Linked DNA regions of Homo sapiens: region 2 is linked to region 1. The links are chromatin contacts, found by Hi-C or POLR2A ChIA-PET in ENCODE. All regions are on one chromosome and are shown on one strand. The core of a region is the stretch at or near the end of the contact, and the rest is flanking DNA. Distances in the headings are between cores, read along the strand shown. Region 1 overlaps LOC105373430 (a long non-coding RNA gene). Region 2 has its middle 88 kb from the start of MIR3125.

Region 1 (7,161 bases), core at 2,828-5,327:
GCTTCAGAATCATGGCGGAAGGCAAGGAGGAGCAAGTCACATCTTACATGGATGGCAGCAGGCAGAGAGAGCTTGTGCAGCAAAACTCCCATTTTTAAACCTATCAGATCTCATGAGACTTATTCACTATCATGAGAACAGCATGGGAAAGACCTGCCCCTATGGAACTGGGTTCCTTCCATGACACGTGAGAATTGTGGGAGTTACAATTCAAGATGAGATCTGGGTGGGGACACAGCCCAACCATATCAGAGGCCTTGGAAGGAACCAACCCTGCCAACACCTTGATGTTGGATGTGAACTGTGAGGACGTAAATAAATCTCTGTTGTTTTAGGCCACCTAGCTTGTGATATTTGTTACAGGAGCCCTAGCAAACTAGCACACTAGGCTAGACAATGCTGCCGGGGACTGACATCTGCTCATGTGCACTTATGCCTTTGACTGTGGGCTGAAATGAGCCAGTGCCCCAGGTCTGCTGGCCAACATTGGTTCACAAGCCACCTCCTCCAGGAAGCCTTCCTTTATCCATCCAGGAAGAATATGGGGTCTCTTTCTCTGACTCTTGAACCCTTGTGCAGATTTCCATGAGGGCATCTTGCATCTGCCACTGCTTTTATAAATGGCTCTGACTCAGGTACTATTCAGCAGCTCCTCAAAGGGGACCAGAAGCATGTCTCTCCCATGGGTGTACTCTCTGAGTGCTGCACAGAGCCACCTGCACTTCTTGGCCCTTTTGCCTGCTGTACTACAGCTTCCCCATGGGGCTTATTGTCTTCCTGAGTTGCTTAGGATTTACTTCCTGGTTTTACCTGTCTTCTCCCACTGGCATGTGAGCCATGTGTGGCTGAGACATTTGGTCCATTTTGTCCCTGCTGCAGCTCCAGTGCCTAGGACAGGGCCTGGGACCTGGTAGTCACTCTATGCATTTTTGTTAATGAATAAATAAATGGGAAATAAAGGTGCAAATATCTCTGCTGCTGATGGGGATTCTGCTCTCCCAGAGGGAAGGTCTTGCTGTTTGGATGTGCCAGTTATTCTCTCTATAAGATCCACACTCAGCATTTTTCCTTGCCTCTATGTTCCCCAAATAAGGTGATTTTTGGCTTTTGCAATGAGTGTTTCTGAACGCTTCATGGTAATACTGTTCTGGAAGGCTGAGCAAGGGTTTGCTAGCCTGAAACTTAGTTTCACAGCCAGCAAGATACGATCTTCTGGCTTTTCTGCCTTTGCCAAGCTCTACTTAAATCTGGTGGCATGTCTAGTTGCAAGCTTAGTTAGTATTATGTTCCCCAGTTAAGGAGTGGGCTGTGTTGGTTCTCCCATGCTGTGCCAAGGATGGGATGGGCAGAGCCCCGCTGGAGGCAGGCCTTGCATCAACTCTCCACCGGTCCACACCTGGCCCACAGTGGGCTTGCAGCACACGTGCCTGTTGAATGAATAACAATGGGTTCCAGTTCTGCTGTCCTTTCTGCTGTTTCTCTCTCAGTAGATAGAAGTTTCTCTCAAACCCTTTTCAGAGTTGATATCATTCCCACATGGGATGAGGAGTCGAGAAGGGGTAATTTAGAGAAAAATAACCCAAGGAAGTGAGTAGTCTCTCCTACCTGGTCTCTAGCCCCCTCAGTGTGCAGGGAGAGGCTGTGGAGTGGGCAGGGCACTGGCCTCGATGCCCTCGGAGTGAGCCCTGCTGCCCCACAGACAAGCTGAGTACCCTTGGGCACATTACTTCACCTCTCTGAGCTTCTTTCCTAATCTGTCAGGAAAGGATAACATCTACCCTGAAGCCGAGCTGTGCAGCTACAGTGGCAGAGGCATAGTAGATGCTCAGTAAATGTTGGTGTCCTTCTTCTTCCTGGAGGGATCATTCCAATCCAGAACTTAGGGGCTCGGGACAAGGCTGAAAATCTTGGATGAGTGGATTGACTACTGGTTTTTGGCTATTTTCATGCTCTCATCTAAAAATCATTCATTTAATCAATAGTCACGGTGCATGTCTCTCAGGCAGTCTGGAAGTCATCTTTTCTAGGTAAATACCAAGACAGGTCAGAGCCTGAGAACAAGAAATGAGTGTTCAATGCTGGCCTAAAAGTGTCTGGGGAGATTTGCTGGATGTTGAAACTTTCAGCTCTCAAAGCTTCTGACATGCTGCTGTTTTTTGAAGGTAATTTTTCTCGATGACTAGTTGTGCATTTCCCTCCATTAGTTAGGGGCCTCCCTTTTCCCTCCCACATTGAGAAGGGCAGTCAGTCACATCTGTGGAAAGGTGCCAGGTCAGGCCAAGGGGCTGAGAGCTGCCTGGGTCCAAAGCTAGAATTGCAGCGGCTGGTGATGGCCAGGTTCCCTTTCCAGCTGGCTCAATTCCTTTTCTTTTTCTTAGAGGATTTTAAGAAACTGTGTTCATTTGTTCATTTATTCATTCAATGAACTCTTACTACTTACATCAACAGCATGCACACATGAAGACAATGCTTTAAGTGTTATTGTCAACTCCAAACATATTCCCCGGGTAGTCAGAGAAGGGAACACTAAATGGTGATGGGGTAGGGAAAGGTTTCAAAGAGTGGGGTGATGTTGGATATAGGCCTTGACGGTTGAACGGGAGTTTGCCCGAGGGCGATGTTCATCCCAGTCAGAGAGAATGGAGGAATAATGGATAATGGAGGAATTAATTGCAAGGATTCAAAGATGTTACCTATCTCAGCGTTTAGAGATGTTGATGTTTACTGTGTAACAGTTGATGACTGGTGAAGTTTTTGCCTGTGTGTAGGAGTGTTGGTGTGTAGGTATGTTTCTGTGTTTGGGGGAAGGATGTGTGTGTGTGTGTGTGTGTGTGTGTGTGTGTCGGGGGGTGGGATTAGGACGGGATGGATGGACATGTTGGTAGAATTCAGCATGAAAAGGCTTGATGTACCTGAATATCACTAGACCTTTGAGAAGATAAGGGTCCTCCACTGAGACATGAAACAACTGGGTGGCTGGCGAAAAGCTGTCACAATAGCAAAGGGTTCTTCAGAACTTCAGTGGTAGCCTGTCACCTGTCACCTTGCACCGGTTTGAGACTCTTTGAAATCTGGTGCCTGCCTATGCAGCTCCATCGTCTTTCTTCCTTCTGTGGCCCCTCCAGGACAGCTAAATGCTAGGTTGAGGTCAACAAGGAGTAAAACCTACCCTAGGCTTTGAAGTAGTTTGTAATCTTGTCAGATGAAACAGGAGGCGGGGAGGATGTCATGCACTGGGCGTTTCCGGAGAGCCATCTGCAATCGCAGCCACCACTCTCGGTTTGCATTGACTTTTTCCTATTTTGTTGGGTTCAGACAGGCATAGTACAAAAACACAAGTTACTTCTCAAGCCATATTCAGCCATTCACTCAGCCAGCATTTATGTTCCAGGAACTATTCCAGCCTCTGTGAATGAGTTCAGAACAAGGAATGGTTATTCAATGGCAACAAATTCGTCCATTCTTACCCTTGGTGAAATTAATCACCTCCCTGAACCTCAGTTTCCCATCTGTAAGATGGGCATAGCAACTCTTTCCTAACCAGAAGGTACCTGTGGAAGCCTCTGGCTCAGCAGGTGAGAAGTGTGTTTGTGTTCCTCTCCCCGACGCCCTCCCTCAGTACTTGCTTCCCAAGACATTGCTTTCCTTTGTTGGGTCAGAGGTGGGGTGTCGTTCCCCTTGCCACCAGCAGATGGTGCCCAACAATCCCCTGCAGGGAACCGAGGCTGCCCGCCTCCCCCAGTCTCCCCACCATCCAGCTCCCTTCCGCCCCTTCTCTGGGACACGTCAGTCATTCCAGGTCCCAGGCAGAAAGTTACACAAAACACTTTGTGTCTGTCAGCAGATTCCTGGAAGGTCACGCTGAATGATGAATGCTCCTGGGTAGGATTGGAGGGCTCTTTTTTCTTTCTTTTTTTTTTTTTTTTCCTTTTCTTTCTTTCTTTTTTTTTGTCTCCCATGAATTGCATCACTGGGCAGCCTCTTGGCTGTATTCAGCCGACTCCTGCGGTTTTTAGACCTTTCCCAATTGTTCGGTGTCTGCTTCCTCTCCAGGACCCTTCTGGCCAAGGCAGGATATTCAGGGTTGGCTGTGGCCAGGGAGCTGGCCATTGTCTAGCACATTCCATACACACACCCTGCCCAGCCCATCCTCCACTCCCAGAGCCTGGACAGACTGTGGTCCTTGGGACAGAGACCTGGTGCATTGCTGTGACCCCAGGTGACAATCTCGCTGCCCTGATTTCCAAATAAGGGGAGCCTGGCCTGGCAGAGAAATGAGCCTAATTTCCAAAGTTGAATTTCCGCCAGGATCAGAGCCTTTATATATCCTGGTCTTCGGTGTCCCCCTTCTTCCTGACCACATATAGACTGCTTATGATATTTTTTAACTTTGCCAGCTCTTTACCCAAATTGAGTAGCCATTTTGCTTTTGTAGATATCCTGAGTTGGCTCCAATTTAACATCCTGACCCATCATCCTGGTGTTAGGTATTAGGACCATGGTCCTGATATTTTGCTTGAGGAAAATGAGCCATACCACTCAGAGGTGTGGCATATGTGGCATGTGAAAGCACCTTTCTCCTCCATCAGTGGCCTTACTGATGCAGGGCAGTGGGAGTGAGTGTATGTACACAGAGCAATACAAATGAACCCTGCTCTCAAAGTCTGCGCAAAGGGGAGTGAGAAGACAGAGCAGGTGTAGTCCCTGGAGTGAGCCCTGCTGCAGAATAGATGGAAGGGGTGGGTCCAGGAACCCCGAAATGGAAGCAGCAGTGGCTCTGCTCCCCATCACCCCGAGCAATCACGTGGGGATTTGTGTCTGTCTCTGCAATTTTAGGCTCTGAGGATCTAAAGCTCTTGGTGCCCGGAGGGGAAATAATTATTAATACCATCAGGGAATACAGTAAAGAGCCCACTAAACGTAAAGCTGCAGTTGCTGCCCGGTCATTTTGGGTTCATGTGCCAATAGATCACTGGGCAAGGAAAGGAGTTACTACCTCGGTAGGAGTAATGAACCCAGCCAGGTATGGTAGCTCATGCCTGCAATCCTAGCACTTTGGGAGGCCGAGGCAGGTGGATCACCTGAGGTCAGGAGTTTGAGACCAGCCTGGCCAACATAGTGAAACCTCGTCTCTACTAAAAAGTTAGCTGGGCGTGGTGGTGGGTACCTGTATTCCCAGCTACTCGGGAGGCTGAGGCAGGAGAATTGCTTGAACCTGGGAGATGGAGGTTGCAGTGAGCCAAGATTGCGCCATTGCATTCCAGCCTGGGTGACAGAGTAAGACTCTGTCTCAAAAAGAAAGAAAGAAACAAACAAAAAAGAGTAATGAACCGTGCTCATCACGAGGAAACAGTGAGCTGCTGCTTTCATAATGCTTCACAGTGGGGGCAGGAGGAAATGTGTTGGGCATCAGGTGATCCCTTGGGCACCCCCGGCACTCCCACACTCAATTCTAAGAGGAAATGGAAAGGTTCCGCAGCTATGGCCTAATAAGAACAAGAAACCCGGGGGCTAGACCCTCCCTGCACCCCGCTGCCCCAGGTGAAGATCTGGGTACCATCTCCCTCAGGAAAATCCACATAGCTCAGCAGACCTCCCAGCTGCTGGGGAGGGAAATGTTGTATCGCTGGTGGAAAAGGGAAATGGTGAGTTTCGGAGACAAACTTGGGACCCACTCAGCAGTGGAGGCGGCAGTTCATCCTAACATCCTTGCTCTTTTATGTTTCTCCAGAAATTGTGATCAACCAGAATCCAGAACACGCTGTGCTTAATGGAGTGAACTGCCTGTGAAGCGCAGGTGTGAGGGGCGGATGATAAGTGACAGTGCCGGTGCCCCCAGCGCCCTTTTACCTGATGGCTCACCCGGCCTACAGCTGCGCCCTTCCCTTTGAATCGTCTTGGGTAACGGGTGCTGCTTTGGAAATGCCTGGAAGGTCATGTCCTTTGTCTGGGGATGGCTTCCAGCTGTGGTTGACTGATAGCAGGGGGCACAGAAGGCCAGACACAACTTGCCTCAGGTGGGCCGACTCTGAGGGTTTGTTCGGCCTCCACGTGGACTTCAGCTGAGCCTGCATCTTTGCTTGGCTTTTCCCACTGGCCTATTCTGCTTCCCTCTCCTTAAGGGTTCTCCCAGGAGAACTCCCTTAATAAATCACTTGCACAAGGATCCCTGTCTTAGCCTTTGCTTCTAGAAAACCTGACCTAAGATAAATAGGTCGTGGGAACACGAGAGAAAGAGATACTTATTTTATCTGAGGGGTCAGAAGAGTCTTCCCAGGGCAAGTCTTGAAGCTCTGTGTAGGAGTCTGACTGTGCAAAAGGGTGTCCCAAGCAGAGGCGATGGCATAAGTAAGGTACAATCGTCGTGCCTCCTGCCTGAGAATAGCCAGCTGTTTCGTTTGGCTGGAGTGCTGAGCAAATAGGGTGGAGTGGGCTGTGAGTGGCAGGAGAAGCAGATGGGCATGACTATGTGAACATCCAGAGGAGGAGACTGGGCTTTAAGCTTAGATCTCAAATACTTCTGCATTCAATTCTTCTCTGGCTCTGTGGCAATTGACTCAGACCCCAGAGACCACCACTAAGGAAATAAGTTCCTATTAAGTTGGAATAGGAAAAACACCCTATGTCATATTCCAAGTCAATGGCAGAAGTAGGATATGTCTTAGTCCATTTGGGCTGCTGTAACAAAGTACCATAGACAGGGTGGTTTCAACAAAAGTGCACTTCTCACAGTTCTAGAGGATGAAAGTCTGAGATCAAAGCGCCAGCACAGTTGGGTTCTGATGAGGGCCCTCTTCTGGGTTGTGGACTGCTGACTTCTCATTGTTACTCACGTGGAGAAAAGAGAGTGAATTAGTTCTCTGGCCACTTATAATGGCATGATATGCTTTGGCTGTGTCTCCACCCAAATCTTATCTTGAATTGTAGCTTTCGTAATTCCCACGTGTTGTGGGAGGGACCTGGTGGGAGATACCTGAATCGAATCGTTGGGGGAGTTTCCCCAATACTGTTCTTGTAGTGAATGAGTCTTATGAGATCTGATGGTTTTATAATGGGTTTCCCCTTTCACTTAGCTCTCATTCTCTCTTAACTGCTGCCATGTAAGACACGCTTTTCACCTTCTGCTATGATTGTGAGGCCTCCCAAGCCACGTGGAGCTGT
Region 2 (7,161 bases), core at 1,496-3,995, 960 kb after region 1:
CCCACCCATCTAGGACTGACATGTTCTGAAACCACATCTTTTGTGAGTTGGACATTGGTCATACCCTGCTGGGGTGACTGTCATGATCAGCTCAGCCTCCTTACCCACCATCCTACTCTATTTAGGTTTCCTCACCCTTCATTTTCTGTCCTTAGAACCCAGTTCTAGTTTTCATGGCTAATGTCCCAGAATGTTTTGAACCTGAACATCTCAGAGTTAAGACAGTCTCTGCCAACATTCTCTATATTAAAATAATACTAACCATGCCTTACTTACTATGCTAAATCTCTTGCCCCATAACACGTCGCTTCACTGAGAAGTTGCCTTCTTGAGTTGATCCCTGCTGCCACTGGCCATTTCAGATAACTCCACTCACCAAAGACCAACTTACCTGTCAGCCCTTGAAGATATCTGCAGACACCTGGTGGTGCCCAAGACCTACTGAAAAAATTATTTTTTCTGGTTCCTGATGTGCTTTCATCCCAAACCCAGTTCCACCTGAGTCTGGGATCTTGCTCTGAAACTGCTACTGACCCCTTTGGATTGGTTCCTGTACACTGAGCCCTTATGATATCCAGAACTGCTGGCATTGGAAGCCAATGCTTGCAATCCTAGTGTAGTTTTCCACTACTACTCTGTGCTTTCTCTCTTCCTATTAAAGTATTTTTGATGAATACAAAAATGTCATTTTGTAGCAAAAATGTTATAAGGTCACAAAACATAAAAGTGTCCAAAAACCTGAGAATATTTATATTTATAGTGAACTCCTCGATAAATATTTATTATTTTCTAAGATGACCCCACACCAAAAATAAAATGTGGTGTTATTTAAGAAGACAGAAAAATGTGTAACAACACTTAGACGCTGGCTGAAATTGAATTAAAATTCTCATCGAAACAGTTCTTGGGACTTAAAGTGTTCAGCATTAGTTTTTTAGAAGATATACCTTACCCTCGTCAATAGGCTCTTGGAAACTGAGACTTTAAGCTCAACCACTTACACTGAAACCAATTTTCCCATGGGTTAATTGATATAAATAAGAATTAAATTTCTATGATTTATTTCTGGTCACAAAAACATCACCGACTTGTAAATAAAGGCCAACGCATGTCCATATTAAACATGAAAATAAATGTGAGCTATGCATATGTTTAAGAAAGATAAACAAAAACAAGTAAGAGAATTATTTACCCACTAATTTCAGTTTAGGTTCATGACTGGCCAGAACCTGTCCTGGAAACAGGGCTCAGGATGGAAAGCAGCCCTGGACAGGACACCCTCCCATTGCGGGGCATACTCACACACACCCCCACACGCACTCACACTAGGACCACGCAGACACACCAATCCCCACCTCAGGTGCACATCTTTGGGATGTGGAGGGAAACCGAAGTACCCGGAGAAAACCCACGCAGACGTGGGAGAACATGCAGACTCCACAGAGACAGTGGTCCTGATGAGGAATTGATTTTTTTTTTCTCATCAATATTATAATAAACAAAATGACATTATTCAAGGACCTGCTGTACTTGGTCTTTTCGGAGTTGGCAATGCCTCTCTCTCTTGTTGCTCAGTGCCTCTCACAGGGCTGGAAGAGCCTCTGTGCCCTGACATTGGCTGTGTTGCTGTCAGGACAGCCTGTCTAACCCCAGCCCAGTCCCCTCATGGAGAGGGGAATTTAGAAGGTTTGTTTTTCTATAACAGGAAAAATAGAAAACGTCTTGTTTCTGCTACCAAGCAGCAAACACCTCTCAGACCTCTTACCTACCCTTGCATCAAATTATTTGAGCTTCTAATAAACCACAGCGTCTGAATTCCTAAACCCCCATAAAACAAAACAATTGTACAAAAAGGACAGGAGTTGAAAGAAATAGATGGCACCCGATGAAGTCATGTGTCTTTCCCAGCCCCCTCCTACTCTGTTGGTTTTCAAATAGTTCTTTTCACTTGTTCACTCCATATGGAGGAAGATATAAAAGCCTTCCTTGATGCCACGGAGAAAGGCTGGCTCTGAAAATCCCAGATCCGAAACCTGATTGGCAGCTATGGAAAAGTCCAGCACTCTCTAGGAGAGCAGGCGAGTGCCTCACCGTGAGGCCTGGCTGGGTGATGAGGCCAGTCCTGGGGTCTTTGCTCTGACAACACCTTGCTGAGCTGTTCTGGGCAAATCTCTTAACTTCTCTGGGTGCTCTCAGAATTCTTATTTATGCAATGAAATAACCTCTATGGGTCCTTTCCAGGATCATGATGTGAAGGAAAAGGTGGAATATTGGGCTGCATTTGTGGTGCTCTGCCAGTGCAGGTGAGGAGTGTGTGAGCATCCTAGGAGTGCATCCAGGTAGTTAGGAGGGAGAGGACAACACATAGTCTCCTAGGTGCAGGCGGCGGGGGAAGTCCGGTGGACACCTGTGAAGCTAAGTTCCAGGACCTTCTGGGGGCTGTGGAGAGGAAGGGGACCTTCTCCAGAGGGGCCGTGTTGATTGACTCATTCTTCTCTGACTCCTCAGAAGCCAGTTCATTGCAGTAGAGGGGCTGTCCTGCAAGTCATATGCTTCTCCTCCTTGCCTTAACTACAGGAATTCCAAGATGTTTACACAAACTTCAAGGAGTGAACCAAGTTATTAAAAGAGTAGCAATTAGGGTGGCCCATCCCAGCAATTTAGTTTCCTGTCTAAGGAAGCATGAAGGGGGAGGGGTTTCCAGGGAGGGGAGAGGGAGGGAGCATTCTTGTCTCCTGATTGGACCGCCCCAGGATTTCCATTTCTGAACACAGACACAGAAGGAGGGAAGAAAGGTTGCCAGATGCCAGCTCCCAGCTCCCTGGAGGAGTTACTCGCCGCCACAGATGCTCCAGCAGCTGGTTGGGCCCCTCCTCAAAGTGTCTCTCCTGCTTCCTTCTTTTGGGGGATTCTGGCTCAGCTTTGAAAGCCTTTTGGCATCTTTTGCCTGCCTCCAAAAATTAAGCTGTGTTGGAAGCTGCCTGATAAATCACTCTTTGCACCGTGGCTGCCATGGGGCTTGCAGAGAGTGGCTGCCTAGTGATTTACCGCGGCTGTCTGAGAGGGCTTTTCCAAGCAGCCAGCGTAGACCAGGGAGTCATCTCTGGCAAAAGGAGCATTTTGTCTAGCTCAAATGGACACTACAGAGAGGAAGTGGGATTGCTTTGTTCAAAACTTGTTGGTCATCCATTCCTCAAGCCAGCCGGAATCTCCAAGTTCATTTCTTCCATGCAACTTGAGCTCAAGAAAAGAGGTCCAGAAAAGTGGTTTTTCATGACAGGCCTGCTGGAGCCTTTCCTAGGGGAAGGAGAACTTTCTGGTTCTGAACTGCAGTTACACAATGCTGGGCAGGCCCTCTGATTTGTGGTCATAGTTTCCCAGAACCCCAAGGGACCCATCCAGGAAAACGCCCATGTCCCCTCGCCTGCGTTGTCATCTGCTCCCTCCCAAGGGGATTTTGTTTCCTTGATTGTGTTCCATAGTGGCTGTTGGAAGTCAGGTGCCCTGGACGCAGCTTGGACAGGAACCATGTGGTGTGAGGACCTGAGCCTTGTGCATACGTGGCTTTTGCTTCTGGTTCTGGCTTGACAGTGTGACGAGTTAATTAACCTCTTTCACCTCTAAATCTTCATCTCCATTATCAGAATAATAAGCTCTTCCTTGAGAAATTGTTGTTTCGACGAAGCCTCATATAGTTAGCACAAAGTAGATGGAAGAGTAGATCCAAATAAAATATTTTTAAACAATATTTTGTTGCTTGTTTTCTGTTCTTGTTTTTGTGGGGTTTTTTTTTGTTTTTTGTCTTTTTCCCTACAAACAGGTTTTCAGCCTACCATTTAAATAGGAACCCAAAAGGAACCCTTCAAAAATATGGGAGTTATAATTTAGTACACACTTGCAAAAGATTTGAGTAGATACTTTCAGCTACATAAAACTCATAATGTAAGGGTTAATGGAGATGCTATTAGCAGTAGTACTTTGGGACAGGACATAGATCATTAAAAAAAAAAGTGGGTTTCTCATGGCAGAGAACATAGGTTTTTATTTCTGGGGTAAAAATTCTCCTTAGGAATGTGTAATGCTAAAAGGTAAATGACAGGCTATTTGAAAGAAGAGAAAAAAAATGTGTTTACTTTTGCCTCCCAATAATAGAGTATCTCTCGCCCTTCTGAGAAAAATGGGAATTAATTTTCTTTAAAAAATGCACTGCATTTATTCTGAAATACAGATCTTCTACCTCCCACTCCACATTTTCTTGCAATTCCTTGTTCATGCTGCTACTCCAAGGGCAAAGGAGCAAAGCACAGTTTTATTAACACAAAGTGAAAATTGTTCCTTTGTTTTCCTTTTCTGATGGGTCTGTGATTTGGTAAAGAGCAACATTAAGCGTGCCTAATTTCATGCCAAATCTAAAATCTCATCCCAGGGATTCATCTGAGATACTTATGCTTCTCGATACTACTTAGAAATTTTGCGTGAAAGAAGGGGGAAGAGGTAAAGCTATTTATTATTATTATTTTTGAAGTTGTCTATCTTTACAGACAATAGCAGGCTGAGGTTCTTCCATCTGTGTCCCACACCCTCATACACCCACACCCCGCCCCTCACCCCAAACATACATACCTCTTGTCCATTCCCTAGGTAAGCTGACATCCTCTGTTTTCCCCTTTCCTCTGGGAAGAGTTCTCATACTGTAGTGTCTATATGAATCACATTAGGATATTGCCAAAATGCAGAACCTGATCAGTAGGTCTGGGGAAAGGGCTGAGATTCTAAGTGTCTAACAAACGCCCAGCTTAGGCCAGTGTGGATGGTCCATGGACCACACTTTGAGTATCAAAAGTATAGGGGACAGGACACTAGAATTCAAGAGACAAACATATTCTTTGGATTTTGTTACAAACAGCCTGTGTGACTCTAAGGAATCCTTTCTTACGTGTAGGTTTCTGGCTTGCCCATTTAGAAATTGAGGGAACTGAACCAGCTAACTTCTAAAATCTTTCTGATGTTGCTATTTGTTTTACTTGATTTTAGATTCTTACAACTTCTAGTCCATACAACAGCTCCATCCAAGAAAAAAGAACAAAACAAACCTCAAGTTTATGACGTAAAAACAGTGTGAGAACACATTAAGGGAAGCAAAGAACAGAGACTCCTTTCTCCAATACTGGAAGTCCTGCCTACCGCATGGTTACATTAAAATCGCTCATTTCCCAAAATAAGGCATATGAATGGCCAAGAAGAAAAAGAAAAAAAAAATGCCCAACATCACTAATCAGCAGAGAAATGCAAATTATAACCATGATGAAATATTACCTGTTAGAATGTCTTTCATCAAAAAGACCAGAAACAACCAGTGTTGGTGAGGATGTGGAGAAAAGAGGACCCTTATATACGGTTGGTAAGAATGTCAATCAGTACAGCCATTGTGGAAAACAGAATGGAATTTCCTCAAAAAGCTAAATATACAACTATCATGTGATCCAGCAATCCCCTTTTTGGGTATACAGCCAAATAAAATGAAATCAATATGATTGAGAGATATTTACACTCCCATGTTCATTGTAGCACTATTCACACTAACCAAAATATGGAATCAACCTCAGTGTCCATCAGTGGATGAATATGGAATGGGAAAGCTTCCCCTGTCCCCCTCACACGGCATGTGGCTCGCTTCTTCAGTGCCTTGCTGCTCAAACCTCTCGGGGAGCATACAGAGGGGCAGGCTTTGGGGATCCGGCACCACGGCAGCGTCTAGGGGCGAATATCATAGCTCCCAGTGGGTGTGGGTTACAGGGTGCTCTTTTAGTTTCGCTCTTTGTTTGCCATCTATAGGTGGCTTGTGTTAACCAGCTCAGTTAGACCCTCTACCTTGTTACAAGGACAGAGGGCTTTCTGTATCCTGAGTTCTTGCCTTGGTGTACTGGAACAATTAGATCACACGTGGGCTTGGAGAATGAGTGCAAGGTTTTATTGAGCGGAGGTAGCTCTTAGCAGATGGGGGAAGTCAAGAGGGGATGGAGTGGGAAGGTTTTCCCCTGGAGTCAGGCGCTCAGCGGCCTGGGCTCTCCCTCTGACTGCCCCAGGCAAACTCTGCGTCATTCTGCTGGTTGGTGGCCTGCCGGGATGCTGGTGCCTGTCGGTGTGTGTGTTCCTCTGGATGTCCAGCTGCCTGCCTATTCCTCTGCTGATGTGCTTCTCTCCATATCCATGTCTGCCTGCTGGGGTCTCAGGGGGTTTTATGGGCACAGGATGGGGGCATGGCAGGACAGGGTAGTCTTGGGAAATGCAACATTTGGGTAGGGAATGCCTGTCCTTACCTAGGTCCGTGAGAGTGAAGCCCTAGCCAAGGACCATGCCCTCCTCTATCCAGCACTTCCCTTCCCCACTTCCATATTATTTAAAGGGACCATGTTCTTCCCTTCCCAGCACTTCCTTATCAAATAAATAAAGAAAATATGGTGTGTGTGGGCCTGGCACGGTGGCTCACGCCTGTAATCCCAGCACTTTGGGAGGCTGAGGCGGGCGGATCACGAGGTCAGGAGATGAAGACCATCCTGGCTAACACGGTGAAACCCCGTCTCTACTAAAAAATACAAAAAAATTAGCCGGGCATGGTGGCAGGCGCCTGTAGTCCCAGCTACTAGGGAGGCTGAGGCAGGAGAATGGCGTGAACCCGGGAGGCGGAGCTTGCAGTGAGCCGAGATCAGGCCACTGTACTCCAGCCTGGGCAACACAGCGAGACTCCGTCTCAAAAAAAAAAAAAAAAAAAAAATTGAATGAATGAATGAATTCGGTGAAAGAATGCATATAAAATAAAGGAAAATATGGAAGAGTTAATGTGAAGTGGAAGGTATGAAAGAAGAAAGCCAAAGAAAAAAAGAAACCCTAAGCATTAGTAACAACAACAGCATAATAAAATTACCTTTCCGTATTTATGAACATACTTGCATTCATGCATGTACTCTGAAAAATGTCAATAATGAATGGAAACCCTCAGGCATGTAATAGGTGTTCTGTAAAAGTCACTTGCTTTACCCTTCATTTCCATGTTATCTTGGATTTGCAAAAGAGTGACTTATTGGTAATACTGGCGCTGGAATACCTGTCTCTGCATTCTCCCCGTATTGCTACCACTGAGGTGTGGGGCCTTAGGCGAGT

What was found. A loop is a pair of places that touch in the nucleus more often than their neighbours do. ChIA-PET counts read pairs that join two places held with the same protein, here RNA polymerase II (POLR2A). Pooled maps may share reads with other maps.
Region 2: a pooled map shows a loop between it and region 1 (3-fold over the local background). The contact joins two enhancer-like sites. A Hi-C loop is called at or near these places in 1 of 168 maps with a recorded cell type or tissue (ascending aorta) and 6 of 50 pooled maps. POLR2A ChIA-PET finds 5 or more read pairs at or near these places in 1 of 52 experiments (activated naive CD4-positive, alpha-beta T cell).

The regions. Positions count from the first base shown.
Region 1 is chr2:11,860,119-11,867,279 of GRCh38, forward strand. It overlaps LOC105373430 (a long non-coding RNA gene), which reads left to right. Exons shown (of 5, transcript XR_922803.3): 5 at 5,732-6,166. Among named protein-coding and RNA genes, the nearest start is that of MIR4262, 27 kb to the left of the region's middle. RefSeq lists enhancers at 699-798, 3,365-3,414 and a silencer at 3,685-3,734. Within about 2 kb of position 4,078, at least 11 of the 41 ENCODE cell types and tissues checked have a DNase peak (open chromatin) inside an H3K27ac peak, as active enhancers do.
Region 2 is chr2:12,821,829-12,828,989 of GRCh38, forward strand. No RefSeq gene overlaps it. Among named protein-coding and RNA genes, the nearest start is that of MIR3125, 88 kb to the left of the region's middle. Within about 2 kb of position 2,746, at least 11 of the 41 ENCODE cell types and tissues checked have a DNase peak (open chromatin) inside an H3K27ac peak, as active enhancers do.